Regions from separate parts of the Homo sapiens genome. Here region 1 is linked to region 2. Evidence: chromatin contacts called from ENCODE Hi-C or POLR2A ChIA-PET data. All regions are on one chromosome and are shown on one strand. Each heading gives the region's core, a stretch centred on a gene start or an enhancer-like site at or near the end of the contact. The rest is flanking DNA. Distances are from core to core; before and after follow the strand shown. Region 1 holds the start of TP53AIP1 (tumor protein p53 regulated apoptosis inducing protein 1). Region 2 holds the start of KCNJ5-AS1 (KCNJ5 antisense RNA 1).

Evidence for each region. A loop is a pair of places that touch in the nucleus more often than their neighbours do. ChIA-PET counts read pairs that join two places held with the same protein, here RNA polymerase II (POLR2A). Pooled maps may share reads with other maps.
Region 1: a map of heart right ventricle shows a loop between it and region 2 (11-fold over the local background). The contact joins the promoter of TP53AIP1 here to the promoter of KCNJ5-AS1 in region 2. A Hi-C loop is called at or near these places in 15 of 168 maps with a recorded cell type or tissue (Caco-2, DLD1, HCT116 and 10 more) and 10 of 50 pooled maps. POLR2A ChIA-PET finds 5 or more read pairs at or near these places in 12 of 52 experiments (A549, A673, BJ and 9 more).

Annotation. Positions count from the first base shown.
Region 1 is chr11:128,941,504-128,944,203 of GRCh38, forward strand. TP53AIP1 (tumor protein p53 regulated apoptosis inducing protein 1) reads right to left here and starts at 1,368. Exons shown (of 4, transcript NM_022112.3): 1 at 1,291-1,368.
Region 2 is chr11:128,904,806-128,907,505 of GRCh38, forward strand. KCNJ5-AS1 (KCNJ5 antisense RNA 1) reads right to left here and starts at 1,426. Exons shown (of 4, transcript NR_045767.1): 1 at 1,344-1,426. All of the region lies in intron 1 of KCNJ5 (potassium inwardly rectifying channel subfamily J member 5), which reads left to right. RefSeq lists a silencer at 291-360.

The DNA.
Region 1 (2,700 bases), core at 118-2,617, 37 kb after region 2:
TTCATTGCCTTCTTCTGTGATAATGCCCCTGGGCCCTGTACCCATTTCTCCCTTGCCAGCTGGCATGATGTTTAGCCCTGTGCAGAGGCAGGGGCCTCTCCCCGGTTCCGACATTTCTTTCTCTGCTTGCCCCGGCTGCTGGGGGGACATGAGGGACACTTGGCCCTGTTCTCTCTTCAGCAATAATTAGTCCCAGCCCAGGTTCCTGGCCTGCTGCTCCCTGAGGAGGGTTTGCCAGTGCCAGCCCGTGCTTCCTTGTACCAGGACTTGGTCTGCTGGGACCCAGTGGAAAGCCCACGGCTGCCGCCCCCACCCACCTTCCCCTGCTTGCCAGCCACAGTCACCAGCTGTAGACTTGTGTGGCTGTGCTGCGGAAGCAGATCTGGGTGGAGGAGGGCCCCACGCACAGACGTGAATATGAAGGGACCCTCTAGAGGTTGTGGCAAACACAGGTGCCCCGCCCCATGCCCTGTCTGCAGTCACAGCCCTTCCTACATGGAGGGTGCTATCATCAATCTTCTGGGGGGCTGTGGACACTCTGCATCCCCATACCTGTGGCAGTCCTGGCACACGGTAAGCTCTCAGTAAGTGTGGTGAGTCACTGCTGAAGGAACTAACAAATAAACCTCCCACCACCAACCACAGGTAGCTGGGGCAGAACTAGGGAACTGCTGAAAGGAGGCTGGTGAACCCTGCCATGACATGCCCGCTGTGCCCAGGACCCAGGCTCCCACAGCTCGCGTCCTTCCTCTATCCCAGATCCATTCAAAGTGAAGTGGCCTCCATACAGGCTTCCCTAGGGGCCCTGCTCAGTGTCCATGAGGCCACCATGCCGCCGTTCACCAGGGGACGTGAGAAAGGGGCTGGCCTGTGGACCAGGACTGACCCAGGTCTGAGCCCCAGCTCAGCGGTCGGCTAGCTGTGCGAGCTTGCGCAGTAGCTCCCCAAGTGTGGCTCAGGACGCACAGCATCGGCGTCAGCATCGCCCAGGAACCTGTTAGAGATACACATTTTTGGCCCCAACCTGCATCGACCAAGTCAGAAATTCTGCAGTGTGTGTTTTCGTAAGTCCTCCAGGTGACTCTGATGTACTCTCAGGGTTCAGAACCATTGAGAGAGAGCAGTTTAGCTGACCTCCTCCAGGCCTCACCTGCGCATGGTCACGACTGTACTTTCCGCACACAGTCGCCGAGATGCGTGTGAAACCCCAAGCACAAAGCAGAGTGAATCGCAGTGGCCAGAGCATACCTGAAGCACCAGCGCTGGTCCCCTCCCTCCCCCTCTCCTCACCTGCCTCCTAGGAGTCGGAGGGTCCGTGGAAATGGTCTCCTCCTGCACATCTGTGCTGCTGTGACTGGGTGCAGGTCTGAGCAGAGGCTTTCGGAGTGAGCTGAGCAGGCGAGCCCGAGCACGGCCTCTCAGGGAGCGAGCCCATAGGCTGGGGAGCCGTCCCTGGAGATGCCCCTGGGCTCCTTGCGGGGCATGGCTGAGTTCCTGCCTGTCCTTGGCAGGCCCGCAGTGGTGGGGTGGCTCAGGCAGTTACCCTTTTCACAACCAGTGCTGCTGGGGGTGAAGGCAACGGGTGGGTGAGCACGGACAGTGTGAGCCACGTGGCCGGGAGCTGGGCCAGCTCGCTGTATGTGCACATCGTTTCCATGTGTGCAGCAGAAATTGGCGTCTCTGCACAAAGCTGATTTTAGTCTTTCTCACCTTTTCTTGCTCAGCTTAAAATAGGCCTCTCTTCAGGGACAAGGTGGCCTTATACCAAGCCAAAGTGCTGAGGGCGCAGGGAGACCCGCGAGACAGGGCCCCCTGAAGTCCTGGCGGTTTCTAGCCAGCCTCTTGAAATTGACTTGAAGGTGTTTACCTTGCAGATTATTTTTTCCAACTTCCCACACTCTGCTTCCCGCACTCTGTCCTTCCTCAAGGCTGGCACGCTCATCAGTTGACTTCATCTCTCCCTAATGGCAAGGCCTGACCCAGAAAGAAATGCAACTCAGATCCCGGCTCAAATGAGGCTGGGAAAGCTGATGCCTGTAAGACCGACAAAGACGGTGCAAGGTGAGGTGAACGCCGCTGTGTCTGGGTGCCGGGCTCCCTTGTCGAGTTGACCCTGAGTCTGCATCAGCTCAAACGCAGTTCCCGGTTCCCCACTGAGATTCCCACTCCCGCCTGGAGGGGAGACGTGCCTGCCTTTTGAATGAAGCGTTGCACACTAGACATAGTATCACAGGCAGAATTGTCATTTTTAGCCTTTTTACATGTTGCCAACTTTCAGACATACTATTCCGTTTTATCCCTCCAAATTCCTCAAAAGCTGCTTCTATTTTGGAGCTCTTTCTTGCCAGTGCTGGGTAATTTCTCCCTAGCCATGTTTTTATTGTAGAGAATGGAAACCTGATGTGATGAACACTCTGAGTAGAAATCCCTGGGGGCTCGCAGTTAACCGGATAAGACATCTCACCCTGAGAAACGGTCCCAATTTCCTTTTAAAAATTCATTGTCTCTCTGAGATACATACATATTTCCTTGTCTCATTCCAGAATCAAAAGTTCTAATGTTGCAAAGAATAATTTTTGTCCAAATATGTTTTCTTCCTGGTGTTCCAGAGAGTCTGGGATAGCAAGAGGTGTGGAGCTTTGGTCCTCGGGTGACTCTGATTCCATCGTTCCTCCAGCAACCAGGGAGCAATCACTGCTG
Region 2 (2,700 bases), core at 176-2,675:
TTCACACCTACTCCATCATGTGCTATGAAACAAACAGGCTCAAAAAGCAAACCCGTAAAACGTTCAGAAATTCAAAAATAGACACAGACCTAAGTTGATAGAACAAATAGCTGCAAAATGGTGCGGTTTTTAAATGAAATACCTGACGGGTTTTTAAAGATTTATTACCACCGGGCTCTGTGCCATTAAACCTCCGAGTACACTAGAGGATAATTTTGTTTTGTTTTAAGGTTGGTAATTGTGAAAAGCTGGGAAACCAGGACTGGCCCCTGGGAGGATCCTGTCCACCGGTGTGGCTTGGGCACAGTCTCTGGGTGGCTGGGGCCGCTGGCCCGCCCTTCCTCCAGGAAGAGAGACCCGCTGGCGGGGAGTCCCCGGCACTGCCAACGGCCTCCCCACGCCCGTTCCCTGGGGACAGGGCCTCTGTCTCCCCTCCGCAGGCCCCTCCTGGCTCTCACCCTCCCACCCCGCATCCCCCAGCCCCGCCTCCTCCGCAGCCGCAGAGCTGCAGCTGGCCAGGGGGCCACACCCAGGCGTCGAGCACCGCCTTATCCAGCCGCACTGGGGGCTTCGTCCCCTGCGGGGTGAGGGGTCTCCCCTGTGTCACCCTCCGAGGCCACGCTAGACGTTGTGGCGCTCAGGGCTCCCGGTTCCTGCCGCGCTGGGGCTCCCCCGTCCCAGCCTCCCTCCCCACCTCTCCCAGGCTCCCCTCCCCTGTCGCAGCCACCCTCCCCCGTCCCAACCTCCTCCCCTTCTCTCGCACGATCCGGCCAAGAGATGGCGGGGTGGCGGGAGGGGCGCTCTGGCGACCCCGGAAGCGAGAAGCAGGCCTCTGCAGGGCCAGGGATGAAGGTGCAAGGGAAAGCCCTGGGACCTGGACCTTAGGCGTGGGAGGGACGAAAGGGAAAGGTCTTAGAAAATTCCTCAGGCGTGGCTTCTGGGGGGGCGGGGCGGGGGGAGGAAAGGGGCACGGGTTCCCGGTCTCGTAGACGCTGCAGCGGAGCAGAGCCTCTAGGCATGCCCTCATCTAGAGCAGCTGCTGCGGAATCCGGGGAGCCTGCAGCACTAGCCGTGCGATTCCGGGCGAGGTTTTTAAACTCTCACCTGTTTTCCCCTTTTGTAAACTGAAGATAATGCCTCTCTCCCGGGAGTGGGAGCACGATGCTGACACACCGTAGGAACTCGGGACTTGCTGATTCTCCTTCCTTATCCTCAAGGCGTTTGAAGCACTCCTGCCCCTCACCCCCACCCCTCCAGCCCCTTTCCCAGCCCTGCCCCCTGGTGGAAAATCCTAAGAGCTACCTCTCAGGAGGGCTCCTGTAAACCAGGCACTGTACACACACCTTTCATTTCATCTTCGCAGCAGCTCTTTTTGGTGAGTACTGTTATCCCCATTTTGCAAATAAAGCAACGGAAGCTTAGAGAAGTAACTTTTCCAAATGTGCCTCAGCTCCAGGCAAAATAGGAACCTAGGTCATCTGATGCCAGAGTCAGCCTTCCTAACTGTTTATGATCCGACTTCCCTTTCTGTACTGGATTTTCTATTTCTGCCATAACAGATGACCACAGACATAGTGGCTGGAAACAGCACCCACTTATCAGCTCACAGTTCTGTAGGTCAGAAGTCCAGGCTTGATGCGACTGTGTCCTCTGCTCTGTTCCCACAAGGCCAAAACCAGGGTGTCAGCGAGGCCAGCATTCTCATGTGGAACTCAGGGCCCCCTTCAAGCTCCTGTGGTTCTGGCAGAATTCAGGTCTTTGTGGTTGTAGGACTGAGGTCCTCACTTTTTTGCTGGCTATCATCTGGGGGCTGCTCTCAGCTCCCAGAGGTCACCCACATTCCTTGCCGTGTGGCCCCCTCCATCTTTAAAACCAGCAAAGGAGAAGCCCCCTCTGTCTAATTCCTCTAATAATTTGAATCTCTTACTTCGGGAAAAGCCCAATCCCTTCAAAGGGCTTGTGATTGGGTCAAGCTCACCCCAGATGAACTTTCTTTCTTCAGTTCAGCTCTGCCATATGACATGCCCCAGTCATGGGAGTGAGGATTTCCTGGGGTTCCTCAGGGGGTGTATACCAGGGGGCAGGAATCACGAGGGTGTGTTGGAATTCTGCCTACTTACAAGTGCCTTCTCTGTCCCCAGCATGTATTCTGGTGTTACATTCAAGTGTAACACCTCGAATGCTTCCTGCTAACCCTAAAGGGCCTTGAGGGGACTGGGGCAGCCTGTTCACCAACCAGTTTGGAGCATTTTCCTATGAGTACAGTCATATATATTCCCACAGAAGAGTATACAAATATCTCCATATGAGACATAAGCACGCCCTCCTCCATTCCTCTTCCTCCAACTTCATCCCGTGTTTCAAAGCTCAGAGAGTGGTACATTTTGATCCAGCATATCTTAGAAAGTAGGAAATTGATAAAGATGCTTGTGATCACAGATAGGGAGACTGAGTCTGTGAAAAGACTCCCAAGCCAGTGGTCTCTCCAGGAAGCCCTGCTGACCCCCAAGCAAGGCTCTTACCAAGTTGTTAGGGCCCTGACTCCTGACATTCTAGACCACGCCATGACACCAAGTTTTCCTCCCTGTGGGTGCGTGATGTTTGACATTCTTCATTCAGAGGTCCATCTAAATGGATGTCACATTCACTAACGCATCATCTGAAATACAACTTCCTTTGATTTTGCCTCTTTTGAGTCTT